Regions from separate parts of the Homo sapiens genome. Here region 1 is linked to region 2. Evidence: chromatin loops called from intact Hi-C (ENCODE). Cell type or tissue: heart left ventricle. All regions are shown on one strand. Links, peaks and the distances in the headings refer to the core of each region. The heading gives the core; the rest is flanking DNA. Region 1 has its middle 28 kb from the start of PPP2R3B. Region 2 holds the start of GTPBP6 (GTP binding protein 6 (putative)).

Region 1 (15,303 bases), core at 2,984-10,983, 95 kb after region 2:
CCGGAGTAGCTGGTGACGCCGTTTCTCCCGAGTAGCTGGGTGACGCCGTTTCTCCCGAGTAGCTGGGTGACGCTGTTTCTCCCGAGTAGCTGGGTGATGTTGTTTCTCCGGAGTAGCTGGTGACGCTGTTTCTCCGGAGTAGCTGGTGATGCCGTTTCTCCAGAGTAGCTGGTGATGCCGTTTCTCCCGAGTAGCTGGGTGATGCTGTTTCTCCAGAGTAGCTGGTGACGCTGTTTCTCCAGAGTAGCTGGTGACGCTGTTTCTCCCGAGTAGCTGGGTGAAGCCGTTTCTCCAGAGTAGCTGGTGACGCCGTTTCTCCCGAGTAGCTGGTGACGCCGTTTCTCCCGAGTAGCTGGTGACGCCGTTTCTCCCGAGTAGCTGGTGACGCCGTTTCTCCCGAGTAGCTGGTGACGCCGTTTCTCCAGAGTAGCTGAGTGACGCCGTTTCTCCCGAGTAGCTGGTGACGCCGTTTCTCCCGAGTAGCTGGTGACGCTGTTTCTCCCGAGTAGCTGAGTGACGCCGTTTCTCCCGAGTAGCTGGTGACGCCGTTTCTCCCGAGTAGCTGGTGATGCTGTTTCTCCCGAGTAGCTGGTGATGCTGTTTCTCCCGAGTAGCTGGGTGACGCCGTTTCTCCCGAGTAGCTGAGTGACGCCGTTTCTCCCGAGTAGCTGAGTGACGCCGTTTCTCCCGAGTAGCTGGTGACGCCATTTCTCCTGAGTAGCTGAGTGACGCCGTTTCTCCCGAGTAGCTGGTGACGCCGTTTCTCCCGAGTAGCTGGTGACGCCGTTTCTCCCGAGTAGCTGGGTGACGCCGTTTCTCCCGAGTAGCTGGTGACGCCGTTTCTCCCGAGTAGCTGGTGACGCTGTTTCTCCAGAGTAGCTGGTGACGCTGTTTCTCCCGAGTAGCTGAGTGACGCCGTTTCTCCCGAGTAGCTGGTGACGCCGTTTCTCCCGAGTAGCTGGTGACGCCGTTTCTCCCGAGTAGCTGGTGACGCTGTTTCTCCAGAGTAGCTGGTGACGCCGTTTCTCCCGAGTAGCTGGGTGAAGCCGTTTCTCCAGAGTAGCTGGTGACGCCGTTTCTCCCGAGTAGCTGGTGACGCCGTTTCTCCCGAGTAGCTGGTGACGCCGTTTCTCCCGAGTAGCTGGTGACGCCGTTTCTCCCGAGTAGCTGGTGACGCCGTTTCTCCCGAGTAGCTGGTGACGCCGTTTCTCCCGAGTAGCTGGTGACGCCGTTTCTCCAGAGTAGCTGAGTGACGCCGTTTCTCCAGAGTAGCTGGTGACGCCGTTTCTCCCGAGTAGCTGGTGACGCCGTTTCTCCCGAGTAGCTGGTGACGCCGTTTCTCCCGAGTAGCTGGTGACGCCGTTTCTCCCGAGTAGCTGGTGACGCCGTTTCTCCAGAGTAGCTGGTGACGCTGTTTCTCCAGAGTAGCTGGTGACGCCGTTTCTCCCGAGTAGCTGGGTGATGTTGTTTCTCCGGAGTAGCTGGTGACGCCGTTTCTCCCGAGTAGCTGGTGACGCCGTTTCTCCCGAGTAGCTGAGTGACGCCGTTTCTCCAGAGTAGCTGAGTGACGCCGTTTCTCCCGAGTAGCTGAATGACGCCGTTTCTCCCGAGTAGCTGGTGACGCCGTTTCTCCCGAGTAGCTGGTGACGCCGTTTCTCCCGAGTAGCTGGTGACGCCGTTTCTCCCGAGTAGCTGGTGACGCCGTTTCTCCAGAGTAGCTGGTGACGCCGTTTCTCCCGAGTAGCTGGGTGACGCCGTTTCTCCCGAGTAGCTGGTGACGCCGTTTCTCCGGAGTAGCTGGTGACGCCGTTTCTCCCGAGTAGCTGGGTGACGCGGCTTCTCCCGAGTAGCTGGGTGACGCGGCTTCTCCCGAGTAGCTGGGTGACGCGGTTTCTCCAGAGTAGCTGGGTGATGCGGTTTCTCCCGAGTAGCTGGGTGACGCGGTTTTTCCTGAGTAGCTGGGTGACATGGTTTGGCTATGTCCCCTCCCAAGGTTTACCTTGAACGGTTATCATCCCCACGTGTCAAGGGCAGGGCCAGGTGGAGAGAATTGAATCATAGGGTCAGTTTCCCCCAGACTGTTCTCGTGGTAGTGAATAGGTCTCATGAGATCTGATTTTTTTTTTTTTTTTTTTTTTTGAGACAGAGTCTCGCTCTTGTCACCCAGGCTGGAGTGCAATATCATGATCTCGGCTCACTGCAACCTCTGCCTCCCAAGTAGCTGGGATTACAAGCACCCGCCACCACACCTGGCTAATTTTTTGTATTTTTAATAGAAACGAGGTTTCACCATGTTGGCCACGTTGATCTCAAACTCCTCACCTCAGGTGATCTACCCTCCTCAGCCTCCCAAAGTGCTGGGATGACAGGCGTGAGCCACCGTGCCCGGCCAAGATCTGATGGTTTTATAAATGGGAGCACCCCTCTATACGCCCTTTTTTTGCCTGCCGCCATGTAAGATGTGACTTTGCTCCTTCTTCGTCTTCCGCCATGATTGTGAGGCCTCCCCAGCCATGCGGAAATGTGAGTCCATTAAACCTCTTTCCTTTATAAATTACCCCATCTTCGTTATGCCTTTATTAGCAGCCTGAGAACAGACTAGTACACTTGGACTGTAGGTGCACAACACCATCCCCAGTTAAGTTTTTTTGGTTTGTTTTTTTGTAGAGAGAGGTTCTCCCTATATGCCCAGGCTGGTTTTGAACTCCTGGCCTCAAGTGATCCTCCTGTCCCAGCCTCCAAAACTGCTGGGATTATGGGTATGAACCATGGTGTCCAGACATCAGAATACATTTTATTTTATTTTTGTTTTACTTTATTTTATTTTTTTTTGAGGCAGAGTCTCGCTCTGTCGCCCAGGCTGGAGTGCAGTGGCACGATCTCGGCTCACTGCAACCTCCGGCTTCCAGGTTCAAGCGATTCTCCTGCCTCAGCCTCCTGAGTAGCTGGGATGACAGTCACCTGCCACCATGCCCGGGCTAATTTTTGTATTTTTAGTAGAGATGGGGTTTCACCATGTTGGCCAGTCTGGTCTCAAACTCCTGACCTCAAGTGATCCACCCGCCTTCGCCTCCCATAGTGCTGGGATGACAGGCGTGAGCCACCGCAGCAGGCTGGGGTGCAGCTAACTTGAAAGCAGGACACTCAGTGGGAGCCTTCAGGCTTTTTTTTTTTTTTGAGATGGAGTCTTGCTCTGTCACCCAGGCTGGAGTGCAGTGGTGTGATCTCGGCTCACTGAAACCTCCGCCTCCCGGGTTCAAACGATTCTCCTGCCTCAGCCTCCTGAGTAGCCGGGATTACAGGTGCCCGCCACCACACCTGGGTAATTTTGTATTTTTAGTAGAAATGGGGTTTCTCCATGTTGGCCAGGCTGGTCTTGAACTCTTGACCTCAGGTGATCCACACGCCTCGGCCTCCCAAAGTGCTGGGATGACAGGCGGGAGCCACCGCGCCTGGCTGCCTTCGGACCTCTCGGTGGGAGGAACGTGTGGGTCCTATCCAAGCATCAGCTCTGTCTCCTACCTGCTCTCACCTCCGTGGGCACGCCTGGTTCTCGGCACCCGTGGCAGCCGGGCTGTTGAGCCTCGGCTGGGGTTTGCAGAGGTTTTCTGGGAAGAGCTACTCCAATTCAGGCGGACTGGCAGATCTGGAGAATTCCATGACCCCGGGGACCCAGGGCAGCTGTCGTGACTGTGGGGTGCAAGGACCTGGTGGCCAGGTGGATCCCAGGCATTGCGATGGGCTCCACGGTGAGCTGTGGAAAAGAGCCTGGGTCCTGGATTTTATGTCTGGGAATCTGCTGACCACACTTGCCCAACTGCTTTACTCATAGTGGTAAAAGCAGCTACTTTTAGGCTGGGCACGGTGGCTCACGCCTGTAATCCCAGCACTTTGGGAGGCTGAGGCGGGTGCATCCCCTGAGGTCAGGAGTTCGAGACCAGCCTGGCCAACATGGCGAAACCCTGTCTCTACTAAAAATACAAAAATCACCTAGGCATGGTGGCATGCGCCTGTAATCCCAGCACTTTGGGAGGCTGAGGCGGGCGGATCACCCGAGGTCAGGAGTTCGAGACCAGCCTGGCTAACGTGTCGAAACCCTGTCTCTACTAAAAATACAAAAATCACCTGGGCATGGTGGCATGTGCCTGTAATCCCAGCTACTCAGGAGTCTGAGGCAGGAGAATTGCTTGAACCCAAGAGGCCGAGGTGGCAATGAGCTGAGATCGCGACATTTCACTCCAGCCTGGGTGACAAAGACTGAAACTCCGACTCAAAAAAAAAAAAAAAGAATGTTGTTGATGTCTGCCCCAAAGCAGCTTGCTTTAGTTATAGTGTTAAAAGTGGCTACTTTTAGGCCGGGCATGTTGGCTCACACCTGTCATCCCAGCGCTTTGAGAGGCCGAGGTGGGCGGATCACCTGAGGTCAGGAGTTTGAGACCAGCCTGGCCAACATGGTGAAACCCCATCTCTACTAAAAATACAAAAATCACCTGGTCACGGTGGTGGGCACCTGTAATTGCAGCTACTCGGAAGGCTGAGGCAGGAGAATTGCTTGAACCCGGGAGGCGGAGGTTGCAGTGAGCCGAGATCACACCATTGCACTCCAGCCTCGGTGGCAGAGTGAGACTGTGTCTAAATAAATAAATAAATAAATAAATAAATAAATAAATAAATAATTTGGGGCCGGGCGCGGTGGCTCACACCTGTAATCCCAGCACTTTGGGAGGCCGAGGCGGGTGGATCACGAGGTCAGGAGATCAAGACCATCCTGGCTAACACGGTGAAACCCCGTCTCTACTAAAAATACAAAAAAAATTAGCCGGGCGTGGTGGCGGCGCCTGTAGTCCCAGCTACTCGGGAGGCTGAGGCAGGAGAATGGCGTGAACCCGGGAAGCGGAGCTTGCAGTGAACCGAGATCGCGCCACTGCACTCCAGCCTGGGCGACAGAGCGAGACTCCATCTCAAAACAAAGAAACAAGCAAACAAACAAAAAAAAACTTAAAAATTAGCCAGCTGTGGTGGTGCACACCTATAGTCCCAGCTACTCAGGAGGCTGAGGCAGGAGAATGGGGTGAACCCGGGAGGCCGAGCTTGCAGTGAGCTGAGATGGCACCACTGCACTCCAGGCTGGGCGACAGAGCGAGACTCCGTCTCAAAAAAAAAAAACAAACTTAAAAATTAGCCAGCTGTGGCGGTGCACACCTATAGTCCCAGCTACTCAGGAGGCTGAGGCAGGAGGATTGCCTGAGCCTAGGAGGTCGAGGCTGCAGTTAGCTGTGATCGCACCACTGCACTCCAGCCTGGGCAACAGACCAAAACCTCGTCTCCAAAAAAAAAGTAAATAAATAAAGTTGCAATGACTCCCATTGCCGATTCAAAGAGCTTTTATGAATGTCTCAATATACTTGCCTAGCCTGTTTTTGGATTCAAACGCAAAGTTTTGTTCACCGTAGGTGGGAGATCAAGTTGGCAACAATAGTGTTCCAAGGTAATACACCCTGTATCTCAGAGAAATTGAAATATAACCATCTCAGAGGTTTTTTGTTTCTTTGGTTTTTTGAGACTGTCTCAAAGAAAAAAATTGAAACCCTGCTCCAGGGCTAGGAACCCACAAATTTGAGCACAGCTGTCACTGTCGGTATCAAACTTGTCTTTATTTTTTCAGCTGAGGTCTTGCTCTGTTGCCCAGGCTGGAGTGCAGTGTTGGGATCTCAGCTCCTTGCAGCCTCAACCCTCTGGGCTCCACCAATCCTCCTGCATCAGCCTCCCGAGTAGCTGGGACTACAGGTGTGCGCCACCATGCCTGGCCAATTTTAAATTTGTTTTTTGAGAGATGGGGGTCTTGCAATATTGTCCAGGCTGGTTTCAAACTCCTGGCCTCAAGCGATGCTCTCATATCGGCCTCCTGAGTGGTTGGGACTACGAGCGTGAGCCACCATGCTCGGCTGATTTTATTTTTAAATTGTTTGTAGAGGCCAGGTGCAGTGGGTCTTGCCTGTAATCCCAGCACTTTGGGAGGCCGAGGCCGGTGGATTGCTTGAGCCCAGGAGTTCAAGACCAGCCTTGCCAGTATGGCAAAACCTCATCTCTACTAAAAAAAAAAATACAAAAAAAAAAATTAGCCAGGTGTGATGGTGTGTGCCTGTTATCCCAGCTACTCGGGAGAGTAAGGCAGGAGAATTGCTTGAACCTGGGAGGCGGACGTTGCAGTGAGCTGAGATCGTGGGTGACAGCGAAAGTCTGTCTCAAAAAGAAAAAAAAAAATCAATGGTTTGTGAAAATACAGCCGGTGACCATGGACCCCCCTAGGCACAGCCTCAAGCCACCCAGAAGAAGATGGAAAAGGATTTTCTTTTAAATCAGCGAGATTTAAATAAGCATGGCGAGCACAGCTGGGAGGCCCCGCCAGGAATTCCGAAGGTTGAAAGGGGCCCTGTCCGCTCCCCCATCCTGGAAATAGTGTCCATGGAGCTGCGGAGTCCGGGTGGGCGCCGGGGACGAGCTTTCAACAGCTCACCCGGCCCCAACATTCCGTCCACACATTCCACGGCCAAGACAGTCACCCCCTGCCAGGGATTAACCGAGGGCCACGCTTAGTGGCAGGAATGCACGCGCCCGATTTAGACATCCCGCTTGGCATCGGCGGTCAGGGTGGCTTGCAAAGGCCCGGGGTGGGTGGATGCCGGAGACGCTGGAGCTCTGAGGTCTACAGGAGGAATTGCTTTTCCGATGGGCTGGTCAGGGAGGAAGGAAGCTGGGGAGAAGCCGGGAGTCCCAGCCTCCACAATGCCTGCCCTTCCAAGACGAGCCAGGCCCCCCGGACAGGATGGCAGCCCCCCTCCAGGCCAGCATGACTTCAGGCCTGGGGAATGTGCCACCTTCCGAATTAGAAGGGCACTGGTTCCCACCCGCGGGGAACCGTAACACAGCGTCTCCCTCCTTCCTCCAGGACCCACGGCTGAGCTCGGAGCTGCCCGAGAGCTCGGGATGTGGGGTGCAGAGCAGAGGAGAAACCTCCCCCGACCCCGGGTCCTTGGGGCATAGGGTCTTTTTCAGGGCCATCTGCGGAAAGAGGACCTGCGTCTTTACCACCCGGGGGCCCTTGTCTTTGCTGCTCAGCTGTGTTTAGGTCCCCGTTGCTGGGTGATACTGGGGAGACGTAAACAGACCTCGGTCAGCCGGGGCTGGGGCAGGAGCAGGTGCAGCTGGACTCCAGGGCAGGGGCCGACTGCTGTACACAGTCATGCTGAAAAGCATGTCAAAAATAAAAGGAGCAGGGGAAATGGCACCTTTTATTTTTTATTTTATTATTATTATTATCATTTTTGAGATGGAGTTTTGCTCTTGTTACCCAGGCTGGAGTGCAATGGTGTGATCTCGGCTCACTGCAACCTCCGCCTCCCGGGTTCAACGGATTCTCCTGCCTCAGCCTCCCGAGTAGCTGGGATGACAGGTGCCCACACCACGCCCAGCTAATTTTTGTATTTTTAGTGGAGATGGGGTCTCGCCGTGTCGGCCAGGCTGTTCTTGAACTCCTGACCTCAGGTGATCCGCCAGCCTCGGCCTCCCAAAGTGCTGGGACTACAGGCGTGAGCCACCGCGCCCGGCCTATTTTTTATTTATTTTATTATTAATATTTTTGAGGCGGAGTTTCACTCTTGTTGCCCAGGCTGGAGTGCGGTGGCGGGATCTCGGCTCACTGCAACCTCCGCCTCCCGGGTTCAAGTGATTCTCCTGCCTCAGTCTCCCAAAGTGCTGAGATTACAGGCGTGCACCACCACGCTCGGCTAATTTTGTGTTTTTAGTAGAGACGGGGTTTCACCATGTTGGTCAGGCTGGTCTCGAACTCCTGACCTCAGGTGATCCACCCTCCTCTGCCTCCCAGAGTGCTGGGATGACAGGTGTGAGCCACCTCACCTGGCCCTATTTTATTTTTATTTTTTGCAAGGAAGGAATGAAGGGATTTATTGAAAATGGAAGTACCCTCCACAGCGCGGGAGGAGACCGAGAAGAGGAGCTCAAAGACTAAAGGGACGGGCTTTTAAAGACATTTAATTAAAAGGAATTAAGTTTCCCTTATGACATTTAGAAAAAAGTCAAGTCCAAATGGTACAAAACGGTCAGCTTGCTTTGTGCCTTGGCGGCCGCGTATGAAACATCATTAGAATAGAACCGGAAGCGTCTAGATTTTCACTTTTCACCCTGAAAGATGAAACAGAGATGAAAGCAGTCACCAATTTTCTCTAATTATTTTGCAATTAAGCGTCCGAGCACCCCAGGTAGCGTGGACTCCCACAGCTCTTAAACCAAATACCTGACTGTCTGAAATTAATTATAAAAATGGATCAAGGGGTGGTTTTCACGTGGTGGCTGATGAATGCTTTCTGAGTCTTGTTTTCCTGTTTGTTTACCGTGGCACGTAAGACGTACAGAACATAAAATTCACCGTGTGAGCCATTTTTCGTTTGTTTGTTTTTGAGACGGAGTCTCGCTCTGTCACCCAGGCTGGAGTGCAGTGGTGTGATCTCGGATCACTGCAACCTCCGCCTCCTGGTTCAAGCGATTCTCCTGCCTCAGCCTCTTGAGGAGCTGGGACTGCAGACATACACCATCACACCTGGCCAATATTTAATTTTTTTTGTAGAGACAGGGTCTTGCTCTGTGGCCCAGGCTGGAGTGCACTGGTGCAATCTCCGCTCACTGCAGCCTCCACCTCCTGGGCTCAGGTGATCCTCCCACCTCAGCCTCCTGAGGAGCTGGGACTACAGACATACACCATCACACCTGGCCAATATTTAATTTTGTTGTAGGGACAGGCTCTTGCTCTGTGGCCCAGGCTGGAGTGCAGTGGTGCAATCTCAGCTCACTGCAGCGTCCACCTCCTGGGCTCAGGTGATCCTCCTGCCTCAGCTTCCTGAGGAGCTGGGACTACAGACAGGTGCCACCACTCCCAGCTAATTTTTAAATTTTTTTGTAGGGACAGACTCTTGCTCTGTTGCCCATGGTGATCTTGAACACCTGGGCTTGATGTATCTGCCCGCCCAAATCCCGCCTTTCATTTACACTGCCCCCACCCCTGCCCACCCCAGGGAAGGTCTTTATTCTTAAATCTGCCTTTCTGACCTCTCTTCCCAAATGTGTGTATTTCTAACAGATCTCCGAGTCCAGATCACGCACACCGTTTTCCATAATCCAGGGATTTGGAGCCGCCGGAGGGGTGAGGAGGGGAGGCGGCCGTGACTGCTAGGTGGAGGTGGGCTCTCGTAAACGTCGTTTTACGGGCAGGTGGAAACCTTTATAAGCCCACAAATACTTCAAGCCTGTTCCTGCCCCTGGGGCCCTGGAGACTTCTCAGAGGACCTAACGGGACCTGGCGAAAGGCCTTCATCACCAGCCCACTAGGAACTGTTCACCGTGTGCCCGGGGCTGCGTCTGGCACGGAGGTGAACGCTGAAGCCATCCCCCCACCCCCAGATCCCCAAGACGAGAGAGCGTTCCGTGAGGTCCAAATAAACGTCCCTCCTGGCACCTTCAAGGATGTGGTTTTTCTTTTCTTTTTTTTCGAGGCAGGGTCTTGGTCTGTTGCCCAGGCTGGGGTGCAGTGGCATGATCTTGGCTCACTGCAGCCTCCAATCCTTGGGCTCAAGCGATCCTCCTGCCTCAGCCTCCCGAGTAGCTGGGACCACAGGCATGCACCACTGTGCCAGCCTCATTTTGTATTTTCTGTAGAGATAGGGTCTCCCTATGTAGCCCAGGCTGGGGTGCAGTGGCATGATCTTGGCTCACTGCAGCCTCCAATCCTTGGGCTCAAGCGATCCTCCTGCCTCAGCCTCCCGAGTAGCTGGGACCACAGGCATGCACCACTGTGCCAGCCTCATTTCGTATTTTCTGTAGAGATAGGGTCTCCCTATGTAGCCCAGGCTGGGGTGCAGTGGCATGATCTTGGCTCACTGCAGCCTCCAATCCTTGGGCTCAAGCGATCCTCCTGCCTCAGCCTCCCGAGTAGCTGGGACCACAGGCATGCACCACCGTGCCAGCCTCATTTTGTATTTTCTGTAGAGATAGGGCCTCCCTATGTTGCCCACGCTGCTCTGAAACTCTGGGCTCCAGCGATCCTCCCATCTCGGCCTCCCAAAGTGCTGGGATTACAGGTGTGCAGTACGGCTCCCAGCCCTGATGTTGGGTTTGGAGAACAAGAGGGTGATACGTCGCCAAATTCAAACTCACGTCCTCCTGCTTCTGAGCATGTAGGGAGCTGGTGGGCGGGGAGGTGGGTGTGGGGCTGCGGCTCTGGGCTCCCCGGGTGCCCACGCTGAGCTGTCCAGGAGGCTGACAGGGAGGACGTCCCTTCGGTATCCCCCTTTTGCCACAGAAGAGCCCGTGTGGACCCCTGAGTCCCGGACCACCGGGCAGCCAACGCCATCTTGGGGTCTCCGGATTGAGACCCCAAGAGAGGGTACCTGGATCTCGTGCAAGAAAGAATTCACGGCAAGTTTGCAGTGCAAAATAAAAGCAAGTTTATTTAGAAAGTAAAATGGGGCCGGGCGCGGTGTTTCACGCCTGTCATCCCAGCAGTTTGGGAGGCCAGGGCGGGTGGATCACGAGGTCAGGAGATCGAGACCAGCCTGGCCAGCACGATGAAACTCCATCTCTACTAAAAATACAAAAAATTAGCCGGACGTGGTGGTGGGCACCTGTAGTCCCAGCTACTCGGGAGACCGAGGCAGGAGGATGGCGTGAACCCGGGAGGCGGAGGTTGCAGTGAGCTGAGATCGCGCCACTGCACTCCAGCCTGGGCGACAGAGCGAGACTCTGTCTCAAAAAAAAAAAAAAAAGAAAGAAAGAATTGTCTATACGGGTACACGTGCTCTGCTACAAAGGTTCGTGATAAAGGATTAATTTTCTTAATTACTATATTTTGCAAGAATCAGTATTATAGTTATTATTTTTTGAGATGGAGTCTCGCTCTGTCGCCCAGGCTGGAGTGCGGTGGCGCGATCTCGGCTCACTGCAACCTCCACCTCCCGGGTTCAAGCCATTCTCCTGCCTCAGCCTCCTGAGTAGCTGGGACTACAGGCACCCGCCACACCCGGCTAATCGTTGTACTTTTAATAGACACGGGTTTTACCATATTGGCCAGGCTGGTCTCGAACCCCTGACTACCTGATCCGCCCGCCTCGGCCTCCCAAAGTGCTGGGATGACAGGCGTGAAACACCGCGCCCGGCCGAGAATTGGTATTATGTTTAGAGCAAACTTAGGAAAATGCCTTTGTTCTCCAGATATTAAGATACCTGGACACTCCCAAGTCTGGGGCTGTTTAGTAAATACTTTTTTTTTTTTTTTGAGATGGAGTTTCGCTCTTGTTGCCCAGGCTGGAGTGCAGTGGTGCGATCTCAGCTCACCTCAACCTCCGCCTCCCGGGTTCAAGGAATTCTCCTGCCTCAGCCTCCCGAGTAGCTGGGATGACAGGCGCCCGCCACCACGCCCGGCTAATTTTGTATTTTTTTTAGTAGAGACGGGGTTTCTCCATGTTGGTCAGGCTGGCCTCGAACTGCCAACCTCATGTGATCCACCCACCTCAGCCTTCCAACGTGCTGGGATTACAGGCGTGAGCCACCGTGCCAGTAAACATTATCAATTTCTTCCTTTTTTTTTTTTTTTCTGAGATGGAGTCTCACTCTGTCCCCAGGCTGGAGTGCAGTGGTGCCATCTCTGCTCACCGCAACCTCCACCTCCCGGGTTCAAGTGATTCTCCCGCCTCAGCCTCCTGAGCAGCTGCGATTACAGGCACCCGCCACCACGCCCGGCTAATTTTTGTGTTTTTAGTAGAGACGGGGTTTCACCGTGTTGGCCAGGCTGGTCTCGAACTCCTGACCTCGTGATCCGCCCGCCTCGGCCTCCCAGAGCGCTGGGATTCCAGGCGTGAGCCGCATTCGTTCCCTTGACCGTAAACGTCTGCAGGCGAGGAATCAGCCGTCAGTCAAGAGGGAGTCACTGCGGTTCATTCGCCTCTGACAACGGGTCCTCCCGGACGCCGCGTGGCTTGTTCTGAAGCCGGGCCGGAGACACCGTCTGGACCCCACGCTGCTCCCCAGGGCCGCCTCCAAGAGGATGCCCCACCGCAGGGAGCCGTGCAAACACCATAAATCCTGCTAATTGCCACCTTCCCGGCAGCCAGCATCCGTGGTCTCTCTATAGTGGCCTCACGGTCTCCAGCCAGGAGCTCGATCTTTGCTTCTGCACAAACATTACCGAGAAACGTCTGCAAACCCCGGGCGCCCGGCTCCCACATCACAGGCGCTGCGCCTCAGAACACAACTTGTTTCTGCCGATCCACCCCCCACCGCCGCCTCCCCGGGCACCTCGCCACGCAGGACGCTCCGGGCTTCCCGTAAGAACACCCGTGTCTGTGACCTGCGGGTGGGGTCACCTCCCCGGCCTGCATGCCAGGTGAGGCGGGGGGGGCTCACCTGGGGCTCTCACCTGCCCGAGGGGGTCCTGCCCACGGCTCTGCGACAGAATAGAATGATCAGGGCGATGCGTGGCAGTGCCCTCTCCCTGCCCCAGCCCGAGGGCACCTGTTCCCCTCCTATCTCAGCCACTCTGCCCACGTCTGTCCCCACAAAACGCGGTCGGTGCAGCCCTGGGGCCCGGTCACCGTACCGCATCCTCCTGACAAAGACAGAAAGAAACCGGCTCTTTGATTCTAACATTAAAAAAAAAAGGGCTGCCTTCTGCTTGCAAAAGAAATGCACGCAGGCTGCTGGCAGAAAGTTCTGGAAGATGATAAAGGAAAAAAATAAATTAATTCGAGAAAACTTTGAGACGCCTAACAGCACAAATACCCTCAGTCTTTAGAGAACAGCTGGGGATACACATATTCTGGCTCATTTCCCCATGGAACTTTTATTTTTATTTTTTGAGATGAGTCTCTCTGTGTCGCCGAGGCTGGAGTGCAATGGTGCGATCTCAGCTCACTGCAACCTCCGCCTCCCGGGTTCAAGCGATCCTCCTGCCTCAGCCTCCCAATAGCTGAGACGACAGGCGCCTGCCACCACGCCCGGCTAATTTTTGTATATTTACTAGAGACGGGGTTTCACCGTGTTGGCCAGGCTGGTCTCAAGCTCCTGACCCCAGGTGATCCGCCCGCCTCGGCCTCCCAGAGTGCTGGGATTATGGGTGGGAGCCACCGCGCCCGGCCCCTCTTCCTTCCTTCCCTTCCTTCCTTCCCTTCCTTCCTTCCCTTCCTTCCTTCCCTTCCTTCCTTCCCTTCCTTCCTTCCCTTCCTTCCTTCCTTCCCTCCCTTCCCTCCCTCCCTTACCTCCCTTCCCTCCCTCCTTTCCTTTCCTTCCCTTCCTTTCCTTCCTTCCTTCTTTCTTTTTCCTTTTCTTTTTGAGATGTAGTCTCACTCTGTGGCCCAGGCTGGAGTGCAGTGGTGTGATCTCGGCTCACTGCAACCTCCGCCTCCCAGGTTCAAGCGATTCTCCTGCCTCAGCCTCCTGAGTAGCTGGGACGACAGACGCCCGCCACCATGCCCGGCTAATTTTTGTGTTTTTTTAGGTAGACATGAGGTTTCACCACATCGGCCAGGCCGGTCTCAAGCTCCTGACCTCCAGTGATCCGCCCGCCTCCGCCTCCCAAAGTGCTGGGATGACAGGCGTGAGCCACCGCGCTTGTCCTGCTCTGTAAATTTTGTTTTGGGCCAGGCGTGGTGGCTCACACCTGCAGTCCCAGCACTACGGGAGGCCGAGGCACGAGGGTCGCTGGAGGCCACGAGTTTGAGTCCCCCAGCCTGGGTAACGTAACGAGACCGTGTCTTTAAAAATCATAAAAGACAGATCAGCTGGGCGTAGTGACACGGGTGCCTGTCGCCCCGGCTCCTGAAGAGGCTGAGGTGGGAGGATCGCTTTAGCCCAGGAGTTGGAGGCTGTAGCGAGCTGTGATCTCACCACCGCACTCCAGCCTGGGCGACAGAGCAAGATCTTGTCTCGAAAACAAAACAAAACAAAACACAAAAATTTAAAAAACAGATTGAGAACCCTTGGCCCCCACCTCTTACCAGCTCGGTCACAATTGCAAACCAGAGGCCGGGCACGGTGGCTCACGCCTGTCATCCCAGCGCTTCGGGAGGCCGAGGCGGGTGGATCATGAGGTCAGGAGCTCGAGAACATCCTGGCCAACATGGAGAAACCCCATCTCTACTGAAAATACAAACTTAGCCGGGCGTGGTGGCTCACGCCTGTCATCCGAGCACTTTGGGAGGCCGAGGCGGGCGGATCACGAGGTCAGGAGCTCAAAAGCAGCCTGACCAACATGGAGAAAGCCTGTCTCTACTAAAAATACCAACTTAGCCGGGCATGGTGGTGCACGCCTGTCATCCCAGCGCTTCGGGAGGCCGAGGCGGGCGGATCATGAGGTAGGGAGCTCGAGACCAGCCTGACCAACATGGAGAAACCCTGTCTCTACTAAAAATACAAAATTAGCCGGGCGTGGTGGTGGCAGGTGCCTGCAATCCCAGTTACTCAGGAGAGGCTGAGGCAGGAGAATCGCTTGAACCCGGGAGGCGGAGGTTGCAGTGAGCCGAGATCGCACCCCTGCACTCCAGGCTGGGCAACAGAGCAAAAACTCTGTCTCAAAAATAATATAATAATAATAATAATAATAATAATAATAATAAAAACAACTGTTTTCATGCTGCAGACAGCACACAGGCCAGGACGTCAGGGTCTCGTGAGGGGCCGTCGGAGAACGTCTAAGGGACGTCCCTGCATTCCTGGCTGGAGGTCCTGCGCCAGCGCCCTCCTTGTGAGAACACTTTCGCTCTGCAAACTCTCAGAGCCCCCACCTGCTCCCGCCTCCCGTCTGTCCTGGTTCTTGGGACCCCGGAGCCTTCTCTGTCCAGACCTCCCAGGTCCTGACGGGAATCCGGATAAACTCCTTGGGGCGAAGGTGTTAACGGCAGGGCCCCTGTCTAATGTATTTCGCCACCCAGATAAAATGAGTGTTTTCACAGCTGCCGTTAATTTCTTACCCTGAGGAAGAAAGGAAGGACTTTGAGGCACCTGCGGCCGGGTTGGGGTGGGGCAGGGGGATTTCTGGACGCGGACGGCGTGTGGGGAGTTCCTGGGGTCCCCAGAGCCACACCACGTAGGTGGCAGCCGGCTCCGTCCTGCAAAGCCCCGGCTTCGGTGAAAGATTTATCACCTGCTCGGCCTCGGAGACGGGGAAGAAAAACACAGCCTGGAAGTGGTCCTGGCTGATGGACGGGCCCCTGGGGAGCTGTCCCCAAATGCGCGTCTTCT
Region 2 (11,436 bases), core at 1-8,000:
TCGTGATCCGCCCACCTCGGCCTCCCAAAGTGCTGGGATGACAGGCGTGAGCCACCGCGCCCGGCCCCCATGGTGCTTTTCTTCCTCACGCACCCCCAGAACGCCCTACAGGTGACTACAGAACGGAGGGGTTCCGGGAGTGGACGTGACGCTCGGCGCGGCCCAGGGGCCCCACGATACCTGTGCAGCGGCATCTCCGCCAGGGCCACCTGAAGCCGGGCCTCCTTCGTGCGGGCGTTACAGCGGAAGATGTGCAGGACGACCGTGAAGCGGTCAAACACCTCCACGCCCCAGGCGGCTTCCAGTTCTTTCTGCAAAAGGAGAGAGCAACTGAGAAGCCACGGGGGAAGGCCGGGCCCTGGTGGCCAATGTGAGAGGAAGGAGGACGTCTCTAATGCCTTAACCCCACCGTGTCCCCATCTGTCCCCATCTGTCCCCCGCCTGGCCGGACGCCGTGGCGTCCCCTCCTTCATCGCGTGGAGTGCGGGGACAAACACAGCAAGCCACATCCTGTGGTACCTTGGTCGGGGCAGCCATCCTCTCCACGTTCAGGAAGACGCACGTGATGTCTGGAGACCCTCGGATCTTTTCTAACAGAAAGAGGGGGTCCCGTCAGAGGCTGGCCGTCCACACCCGTGGACTGTGGGATGAGCCCACCATACCCTTTGTGGGATGCACCGCGGAGAGCTCACTTCACAGGCATCCCCGACTTCCTGAGCACGAGACCCGGGATCCAGGAAGTCAGCGTGGGAGGGGGTGTGTCTCTAGGAGTGTGTGTCTCAAAGACATAGACATGCATACGGTGAACACATCCCGGCAGGGACACAAACACATACACACGCAGACACACACACACACACACACACACACACACACAGTAAATACATCCCGACAGGGACAGACACAGACACACAGACAGACACACAGAGACACACACAAACACAGTAAACACATCCCGGCAGGGACACAAACACATACACACACACACACACACACAGTAAATACATCCCGACAGGGACAGACACACACACAGACACATACACAGAGACACACACAAACACAGTAAACACATCCCAGCAGGGACACAAACACATACACACGCAGACACACACACACACACACAGTAAACACATCCCGGCAGGGACACAAACACATACACATGCAGACACACACACACACACACAGTAAATACATCCCGACAGGGACAGACACACACACAGACACATACACAGAGACACACACAAACACAGTAAACACATCCCGGCAGGGACACAAACACATACACACGCAGACACACACACACACACACAGTAAATACATCCCGACAGGGACAGACACACACACAGACACATACACAGAGACACACACAAACACAGTAAACACATCCCGGCAGGGACACAAACACATACACACGCAGACACACACACACACACACACAGTAAATACATCCCGACAGGGACAGACACACACACAGACACATACACAGAGACACACACAAACACAGTAAACACATCCCAGCAGGGACACAAACACATACACACGCAGACACACACACAGACACACACACAGTAAATACATCCCGACAGGGACAGACACACACACACATGCACCGTGGACACATCCCATTGGGGACACACACACACACACACACACACAGGGTGAACACATCCCAGCAGGGGTGAGATGCATCTGAGTCAGGCAGGAAAGCTGACCCCCACCTGGGCAGGTGACCCAGGGCAGCCGACCCCCACCTGGGCAAGTGAGTAGCGTCTTCCCAACTCTACTGGAAGCGGGATGGTCAGAAACCTGGGAAGCGCAAGGATCGCATGCTGGACCCCACCCTAAGAGACTGCTGGTGGGGTGGGGGTCACCCAGGAGGAGGATTTGGCTGGGGCCTGCAGGGGCAGGTGGGGTTACAGCCGGTCCACCGCCTACCCTGTTTGTTGGACTCTATAAACTGCCCCGACCTAATCTTTACCAGTTTAAGTCTCTCCAGGGCCCGGTGTGAATCTCGACACAGATAAAGCCTCACCGTCCTCCGACTCCTACTGGCGTGTGCTCCCAGCTCACCTGGGCAATCCGAGAGGCCGCTTCCCCTCTGGCCCCGCAAGACCCCCGTACTTCAGCATGTCTCGGTTGGATGTTTTCGGTAGCGGCGGACAGGAAAGGAGGTTTGGGGAAGGAGCAGGTCTGGACGGACCCACCTGTCAGGTGCTCAAAGTTCCCTTTGCCAAAGATGAGCTTCCTGTCCGGCGTTTTGGTGGACACGACCATTGTCTGCACCACGGACCAGCCGTCCAGCGTGTGCACCAGCGCTGTGGCCTCCGCCACCTGCCACTCGGCTGCGGGGACACAAGGGCCACCGTGAGAGACGCTTCTGCCCGGGGCCCCCGTCCACACCTGCCCGGGGAGGCCTCCTCCTGCCCTTGAGACAATCTCCCCGGAGAAGGCACCTTGAGCCGCCGTTTGTCCCCCGATATGACTTCGTCCCCCCAGGGCCTCTAAGTAGGAATCTGACGGGAGAAGGACACCGGAGCCACAGCGGGACACGAGGGCGACCCTGCCTTACATGGAATTTGGGCTCCAGGCGGGCGCAGCAGGGAACCCGGGAGCTGCGGGTGCTCAGGGGATTACTGAGGAACCACCGGCAGGTTTGGGGAGTAGAGAGGCAAGAGGTCTGCGCGCTGTTCTGAGCAGTTCGGGGCTTCATCTGTTCCAGGAATTAGCCATTTTGGAAAACACCCGTAAAGAAAAACCACTCATCGACTACAGGAGCTTCCAAGGGAAAAATCAACCTTTATGAGACTCTGACACGTGCAGCGACTTATTCATTTGCATTTCCTCCTGGGGGGTGGGGGGTGGGACTAGACACAGATTGGTCCGCTGGACGCCCTCCCTTCCCTGACCTCAAACACACCGTGCCTACCTCTAACCCAGAGCAAGAGAAACGTAGGTCCCATCGGCGAGAACCGCCCCGGCCCACCCAACCCCACCCCACCCCACCCCACCCCACCCCACCCCACGGACCCCACGGGCCCCACCCCATCCCACGGACTCCACCCCATAAGCTCCGCCCCCGCACTTTTACCCCATAGGCCCCTCCCCCGAAGCCCCGCCCACGCACCTCCACCAATGATATCCTCCCCTCTTCCCCATAAGCCCCGCCCTTTCACCCATGGGCTCCTCCCCCGAACCCCACCCATGCACCTCCACCTATGAGATCCTCCCTTCAGAGCCCCGCCCCCGCATCACCATCCATAAGCTCTTCCCCTCAGAGCCCCGCCCCTCAGCGCCACGCCCTGGCATCTCCAACCATCAGACCCTCTCCTTAGAGCCTGGCCCCCTGAAGCCCCGCCCCTACGTCGCCACCTGAGCTCTTCCCCTCAAAGCCCCGCCCTGGGTCTCCACCTATGAGATTCTCAGGTCAGAGCCCCGTCCCTGAATCTCTACCTATGAGCCTCCCCAGAGCCCCGCCCTTGCATCGCCAGCTATGATTCTCCCGAGTCCCGCCCCTGAATCTCCACCTATGAAATCCTTCCTGCAGAGCCCCGCCCTTGCGCCTCCACCTATGAGATTCTCCCCACAGAACCCCGCCCCTGAATCTCCACCTATGAGATCGTCCCTTCAGAGCCCCGCCCCTGAATCTCCACCTATGAGCCCCCTCCCCTCAGAGCCCCGCCCCCAGGTCTCCAGCTCCTGTTTCTCCCCCGAAAGCCCTGCCGCGGTCACCTCGAGTCATCTGCGACTTCCCCGGGCCCCACTTGACGTCAGGGTGAACCAGACACACGCGCTGGGTCCCCGCCGGCAGCAGAGGCTCTCCCCGCAGCAGCTCCTCCTCGGCGTTCTCGTCCGCATCTTCCGGCTCCTCCTCGTCGTCTCCCGTGCGGCTTCGGCCGCCGTCCGCCCGCAGGCCCCGCCCTCCGCCCCACGGCCCCTCCAGATTCCCGGGGCTCCTGCGGCCGACAGCGGCTAGCGCGCGCGCGGGGCAGGACGGCGCGGCTGCCCGCGGAGCCGAGCGGCCGCGGCCCACGCGGGAGAGCCGCAGCCCCGGGCGTACGGCGGCCCGCAGGGCCCACATGGCGCGTCTGGAGGCTGAACGTTGGGGCGGGGGCTGCCCACAGGCCGCTCCTCATCACGTGCTCGTGATTGGCGTGCGGCCGGGGCTGGCTCACCAGCGCCTCTCCCCGGCACAGGCCGTGCTCCTCATTGGTCATCCGGCGTCACGTGCTAGTGATTGGCGTGCAGCTGGGGCGTGCTCACCAGCGCCTCTCCGCAGCATAGGGCGTGATCCTCATTGGTCATCCCTTGTCACGTGCTGGTGATTGGCGTGCGGCCGGGGCGGGCTCCCTAGCGCCGCGCCCCGGCAGGGCGTGCTCCTCATTGGTCGCCCCGCATCAGGTGCTGGTGATTGGCACGCGCTGCCGGCGGGGGAGGCGGGACCGGGCCGCTTCTTGTTCGGCGTGGGCGGCTCCTGGCAGACCCATCCCGCGGTGCAGCCGCCGGCCCGGTAGGCGCCAGGACCCCGAGCCTCGGCGGCGGCGGCGGCGGCGGCAGCGCTGCCTTCACTCACCTCGTCCTCGCTCCCGTCCTACCCCGTTCCGCGCTGGGTGGAGTCCAAGTCTGATTGCGAGAGTCCGGAACGCCGCCTCGGGGGCTTGACTCCAGCCCCGGGGATCGAGAACGGCGCCCAGGGGTCCCTACGTCTGCCTTGGGGGCTCGAGTCCCGCCCTGGGCGTCCGTGACGTCGCCCAGGGGTCTCCACGTCTGCCCTGGAACCTGGAGAGCCGCCGTGGGGGCCCCGGAAGCTGCCCCGGAGTCCCCACGTCTGCCCTGGGGGCTCGAGTCCAGCTCTCAGGGTCCCGGACGCCACCCAGGGGGTCCCCATGTCTGCTTTGGGGGCTCGAGTCCAGCCATGGGGGTCCTGGACGCCGCCTCGGCGTCCCCGCGTCTGCCTTGGGGGCCCGAGTCCCGCCCTGGGGGTCCTGGACGCCGCCTCGGCATCCCCGCGTCTGCCTTGGGGGCTCGAGTCCCGCCCTGGGGGTCCCCGATGCCGCCCGGGGGTCCTCACGTCTACCTTGGAGACTGGAGTTCCCCCGTGGGAGTCTCGGACGCCACCCCGGAGTCACCGTGTCTAGCCTTGGGGGCTTGAGTCCAGCCCTGGGGGTCCTGGACGTCGCCGAGGAGCCCCCACGTCTGCCTTTGGGGCTTGAGACCTGCTCTGGGGGTCCCGGTCGCCGCCCAGGTGGGTCCCCACGTCTAGCCTTGGGGGCTTGAGTCCAGCCCTGGGGGGCCCGGATGCCGCCCGGGGGTTCTCCTCGTCTGCCTTGGGGGTTGGGTCCAGCCCCAGGCGTCCTGACCACCGCCCAGGGGCCCCCACGTCTGCCTGGGGGCCTCAAATTCAGTCCTGGGGGTCCCGGACGCCTCCCAGGGGTCTTCATGTCTGCCGTGGGCCTCGAGTCCAGCCGTGAGGGTCCCGAATGCTGCCTTGGAGGGTGGAGTCCAGCTCTGAGGGTCCTGAAGTCAGCTTTGGGGGTTCGAACCCATCCATCCCAGGGGTCCCTGAGTCTACATTAGGGGCTGGAGTCCAGCCTTGAGGGTCTCCACTGCTGCCTTGGGGGCCTGGATGGGATCCAGCGGGTCTGAGTCCAGCCTCGGGAGCCCCTGCGGTGGAGCTCTGAGTGGGGCAGGGGCCTGGGAGATGCCAGGAGGATGAGAGCGGCGCCCCCCTGGTCCAGGGGACAGTAAGAGGCAGCCGGTCTCAGAGAAGCTACCCCAAAACTGTTACCCGTGGTGTGCAGAGCGTCCTGCAACCCCAGCCCTCACCAGGATTTCTTGCGTTTTTCAGGAAATCGGTTGTGATTGGCATGTTCCTTAAGCGTCTGCAGGAAGCCGAGGCCTTTTTGGTATTTCAGGAGGGGTTGCTAACCCCCCTCCTTGTAGGATCGGGGTATCCCAGCTGCTAATTCCCCTCCTAACAGCCCTGCAGCGCCTGGATTGGAGGTGTGACAGGTGGCATTTTTGGCCCGAAGTCCCTAGGCAGGACGGGTGGCTGTAGCCTGCGCGTTTGTGTAAATTAACCTCCCTTTTTAGTTCTGTGAAGGGAGAACGTGATTAGTTTAAAATCACCTGCGTGAAAGAGGCTCTTGATTAGTTTAAAATCACCCACGTGAAAGGGGCTCTTGATTAGCTTAAAATCACCTGGGTGTTTCGTTTTATCTCAGTTGGCCTCTGAATGTTTATCCTACAGCTTCCTGCAAGCTCCAGTCTACCTTCTAAGGGAATAACGGGGCTCGTCTTTCTACGTTACTTTATGTGGGAGTAGTTGTAAAACAGAATGAGGGAGACCGCGGGGATTGTGCGGAAATGTAGCCACCGTTTACATGTCGGGAGGCTGAGGTGGGAGGATCGCTTGAGCCCAGGAGTTTGACACCAGCCTGGGCAACATGGTAAGACCCCTTCTCTACCCTCCCCCCCAAAAAAAAAATTTTAGTGTGGCATGGTGGTGGGTGCCTGTGGTCCCAGCTACTCGGGACGCTGAGGTGGGAGGATTGCTTGAGCCCAGGAGTTTGACACCAGCATGGGCAATATGGTAAGACCCCATTATCTACAAAAAAAAAAAAAAAAAAAGAAAAGAAAAATTAGCCGGGCGTGGTGGTGGGTGCCTGTGGTCCCAGCTGCTCGGGACGCTGAGGTGGGAGGATTGCTTGAGCCCAGGAGTTTGACACCAGCATGGGCAATATGGTAAGACCCCATTATCTACAAAAAAAAAAAAAAAAAAGAAAAGCCGGGCGTGGTGGTGGGTGCCTGTGGTCCCAGCTGCTCGGGACGCTGAGGTGGGAGGATTGCTTGAGCCCAGGAGTTTGACACCAGCATGGGCAATATGGTAAGACCCCATTATCTACAAAAAAAAAAAAAAAAGAAAAGCCGGGCGTGGTGGTGGGTGCCTGTGGTCCCAGCTGCTCGGGACGCTGAGGTGGGAGGATTGCTTGAGCCCAGGAGTTTGACACCAGCATGGGCAATATGGTAAGACCCCATTATCTACAAAAAAAAAAAAAAAAGAAAAGCCGGGCGTGGTGGTGGGTGCCTGTGGTCCCAGCTGCTCGGGACGCTGAGGTGGGAGGATTGCTTGAGCCCAGGAGTTTGACACCAGCATGGGCAATATGGTAAGACCCTATTATCTACAAAAAAAAAAAAAAAAAAAAAGAAAGAAAAATTAGCCTGGTGTGGTGGTGGGTGCCTGTGGTCCCAGCTGCTCGGGACGCTGAGGTGGGAGGATTGCTTGAGCCCAGGAGTTTGACGCCAGCATGGGCAATATGGTAAGACCCTATTATCTACAAAAAAAAAAAAAAAAAAAAAAGAAAGAAAAATTAGCCTGGTGTGGTGGTGGGTGCCTGTGGTCCCAGCTGCTCGGGACGCTGAGGTGGGAGGATTGCTTGAGCCCAGGAGTTTGACACCAGCATGGGCAATATGGTAAGACCCCATTATCTACAAAAAAAAAAAAAAAAAAGAAAAGCCGGGCGTGGTGGTGGGTGCCTGTGGTCCCAGCTGCTCGGGACGCTGAGGTGGGAGGATTGCTTGAGCCCAGGAGTTTGACGCCAGCATGGGCAATATGGTAAGACCCTATTATCTACAAAAAAAAAAAAAAAAAAAAAAAAAGAAAGAAAAATTAGCCTGGTGTGGTGGTGGGTGCCTGTGGTCCCAGCTGCTCGGGACGCTGAGGTGGGAGGATTGCTTGAGCCCAGGAGTTTGACGCCAGCATGGGCAATATGGTAAGACCCTATTATCTACAAAAAAAAAAAAAAAGAAAGAAAGAAAGAAAAATTAGCCTGGTGTGGTGGTGGGTGCCTGTGGTCCCAGCTGCTCGGGACGCTGAGGTGGGAGGATCACCTGAGCCCAGGAGGTGGAGGCTGCAGTGAGCTTAGATTGCAGCACTGTGCTCCAGCCTGGGTGACAGAGTGAGACCCCATCTCAAACAAGAAGCACCAAAAGGTGTCTGAGATCAGGCACGGTGGCTCACGCCTGTCATTCCAGCACTTTGGGAGGCCGAGGTGGGTGGATCACCTGAGGTCAGGCATTTGAGACCAGCCTGGCCAACATGGAGAAACACTGACTCTACTAAATGTGCAAAAATTAGCCGGGCGTGGTGGCACACACCTGTAGTCCCAGCTACTCCAGAGGCTGAGGTAGGAGAATTGCTTGAACCTGGGAGGTGGAGGTTGCAGTGAGCTGAGATTGTACCACTGCACTCCAGCCTGGGAGCTGAGATTGTACCACTGCACTCCAGCCTGGGCCCTAAAGCGAGAGCTTGACGGTGGGGTGGGGGTGTGGGATGGACCTTCTGTGGTCCCAGCTACTCGGGAGGCTGAGGTGGGAGGATCGCTTGAGCCCAGGAGTTTGACACCAGCATGGGCAACATGGTAAGAACCCATATCTACAAAAAAAAAATTTAAAAATTAGCCGGGTGTGGTGTGTGGGTGCCTGTGGTCCCAGCTACACCACGAGTGGAATTGTGACGTGCACAGCCTGGGTAAATGGGGTTAGCTATATTCACCCTGAAGGGGGCACATACCCTATTATTTCTAACACCACTGAACTCAGAATCGGGACCCAGATTCGCCGGGGCAGCGCGGGACGAGGCCTCTCCCGGGCTCCGTCTTCCCTGTTAATAGACTGAGAGACGGAATGAGAGCTTCGAAGGTGCTGGGGGAGGAGCATTGGGTGTCCCCAGGTGGTGAGCTTGGGTGTGTGTGTGTAGCCGACAGTCTCCCAGGCTCAGTATTCCCTGTTAATAGACTGAGAGACGGAATGAGGGCGTCCCCAGGTGGTGAGCTCAGGGACGTGTGTGTGTGTGTGTGTGTGTGTGTGTGTGTGTGTGTGTGTGTAGCCGTCAATCTCCTGGGCTCCTGGGTTCCGTCTGCCCTGTTCATAGAGACAGAATGAGGGCGTCCCCAGGTGGTGAGCTCAGGGACGTTGTGTGTGTGTGTGTGTGTGTGTGTGTGTGTGTGTGTGTGTGTAGCCGTCAATCTCCTGGGCTCCTGGGTTCCGTCTGCCCTGTTCATAGAGACAGAATGAGGGCGTCCCCAGGTGGTGAGCTCAGGGACGTGTGTGTGTGTGTGTGTGTGTGTAACCATCAATCTCCTGGGCTCCTGGGTTCCGTCTGCCCTGTTCATAGGGATGGAATGAGGGCGTCCCCAGGTGGTGAGCTCAGGGACGTTGTGTGTGTGTGTGTGTGTGTGTGTAACCATCAATCTCCTGGGCTCCTGGGTTCCGTCTGCCCTGTTCATAGAGACGGAATGAGGGCGTCCTCAGGTGGTGAGCTCAGGGACGTGTGTGTAGCCATGATTATCCTTTAGTACCTGGTCCCCGTGCCCTCCAAGCCATCCAAGGGCTTCAGGAGGCCGCGCAGAAGGAGGGTCGGTAAGCGAGTCCACGGACCACCACGCAGGCCCTGACCCCGCCAGGGGCCCTTTGGAGGGTGAGCCCTGCGTGTTGGGGGGATGATGGCTCCGGAGGGTGAGCTCTGGGATGAGAGGGGACGTGCAGGTGGCCGCATTGCAGACACAGCTGGCTCGGGACCTGGGCGCCATCTGCCGTCGACTCAGCTCGCTCCTGAGCTGTGCCTCTTCCTTGCCTCACGTTGGAGATAAAAAGCCATAGATGGCCGGGGGCGGTGGCTCAGGCCTGTCATCCCAGCACTGTGGGATACCAGCGCAGGAGGGTTGCCTCAGCTCAGGGGTTCGAGACCAGCCTGGCCAGCATAGCGAGACCCTCTTCTCTGTAACAATTTTTTTTTCTTTTCTTTTTTTTTTTTTTGAAACAGAGTCTCGCTCTGTCACCCAGGCTGGACTGTAGTGGTATGATCTCAGCTCACGGAAACCTCTGCCTCCCGGGTTCCCGGGTTCAAGTGATTCTCCTGCCTCAGCCTCCCGAGTAGCTGGGATTACAGGCAGCTGCCACCATGCCTGGCTAAATTCTGTATTTTTAGTAGAGACGGGGTTTCTCCATGTTGGTCAGGCTGGTCTTGAACTCCCGACCTCAGGTGATCCGCCCACCTCGGCCTCCCAAAGTGCTGGGATGACAGGCGTGAGCCACCGCGCCCGGCCTCTTTCAGGTTTTTATATGTAACTTTGCCACTCAGTCGGTACTGAAGCCGTTATGGAGGCCTGCCTGGTGAGATGCGGCTGCCACAGTGTGGCTGGTATTCGAAACACACAGGAGGCCGCAGCCAGCTTAGCAGAAGCACCAGGGCTTTCGGAACTTGGTTTTGAGAGTTTCCTGTTTTCTTGACTTTCATATACCATGGATGGTAATAACTGTTGGGGGGAAAAAGCTATTAAAGATTCCTGTGGATGGTGAGATGACCTTGGTTTCAGAAACACCCAGACACAGAGAATTGTGCATTTTAGAATCCAATAAATCTACGCTGGGCACGGTGGCTCATGCCTGTCATCCCAGCACTTTGGGAGGCCGAGGTAGGTGGATCACCTGAGGTCAGGAGTTCGAGACCAACCTGGCCAACATAGTGAGAACCTGTCTCTACTAAAAATACAAAAAATTAGCGGGGCGTTGTGGCAGGTGCCTGTAATCCCAGCTGCTCTGGAGGCTGAGGTGGGAGAATTGCTTGAACCCGGGAGGCAGAGGTTGCAGTGAGCTGAGACCATGCTGCTGTACTCCAGCCTGGGTGACAGGGCGAGGCTCCATCTTAAAAAAAAAAAAATCTGATCATTTACCTGTGCACCTTCACAAGTGTTTAAAAAAAAAAAAAAACCGGGCACGGTGGCTCACGCCTGTCATCCCAGCACTTTGGGAGGCTGAGGTGGGTGGATCACGAGGTCAGGAGATCGAGACCATCCTGGCTAATTCGGTGAAACCCCGTCTCTACTAAAAATACAAAAAATTAGCTGGGTGTGGTGGAAGGTGCCTGTAGTCCCAGCTGCTCAGGAGGCTGAGGCGGGAGAATGGCGTGAACCCAGGAGGCGGAGCTTGCAGTGAGCTGAGATTGCAGCACTGCACTCCAGCCTGGGTGACAGAGCCAGACTCTGTCTCAAAAAAAAAAAAAAAAGATTGGGTTGATATTTTACCTACTATAATCTTATATGTTTGCAATTTCCTGTCATTGAGTTTTATAACTTTCTGCCCTTTGCTGACAAAAACATTTAAAATGTCTCATGGCAGCTTGTGTTCTTAAAATTCAAACTGTTTATCCATAGCCCTTGAGAGAAGGGTTTAATGTGAGTTGGTTGGGAGTGACCGTTGTCTGTTTTTTTGAGACAGAGTGTCGCTCGCTCGCCCAGGCTGGAGTGTAGTGGCGCGATCTCGGCTCACTGCAAACTCTGCCTTCCAGGTTCAAGTGATCCTTCTGCCCCAGCCCTCCAGCTAGCTTGGATTACAAACATGCACCACCACACCTGGCTAACTTTTGTATTTTTGGTAGAG

Evidence for each region. Peaks named below come from ENCODE experiments on the same cell type or tissue, not always from the same donor. Only the 100,000 strongest peaks of a DNase experiment are listed, where the experiment ranks them.
Region 1: it touches region 2 in a loop (8-fold over the local background); 2 of 110 quality-filtered maps call a loop at or near these places.

The regions. Positions count from the first base shown.
Region 1 is chrX:406,971-422,273 of GRCh38, forward strand. No RefSeq gene overlaps it. Among named protein-coding and RNA genes, the nearest start is that of PPP2R3B, 28 kb to the left of the region's middle. In heart left ventricle, for the core only: a CTCF peak has its summit at 6,602; DNase peaks (open chromatin) are centred at 6,621 and 7,129; H3K4me3 peaks cover 1,032 bases; H3K27ac peaks cover 1,904 bases.
Region 2 is chrX:314,710-326,145 of GRCh38, forward strand. It overlaps GTPBP6 (GTP binding protein 6 (putative)), which reads right to left and starts at 4,087. Exons shown (of 10, transcript NM_012227.4): 1 at 3,730-4,087; 2 at 2,205-2,342; 3 at 520-590; 4 at 181-311. The coding sequence starts at 4,078. LINC00685 (long intergenic non-protein coding RNA 685) reads left to right here and starts at 4,436. Exons shown (of 1, transcript NR_027232.1): 1 at 4,436-6,623. In heart left ventricle, for the core only: CTCF peaks have their summits at 4,212 and 4,413; DNase peaks (open chromatin) are centred at 3,592, 4,282, 5,232, 5,612 and 2 weaker places; H3K4me3 peaks cover 3,191 bases; H3K27ac peaks cover 1,152 bases.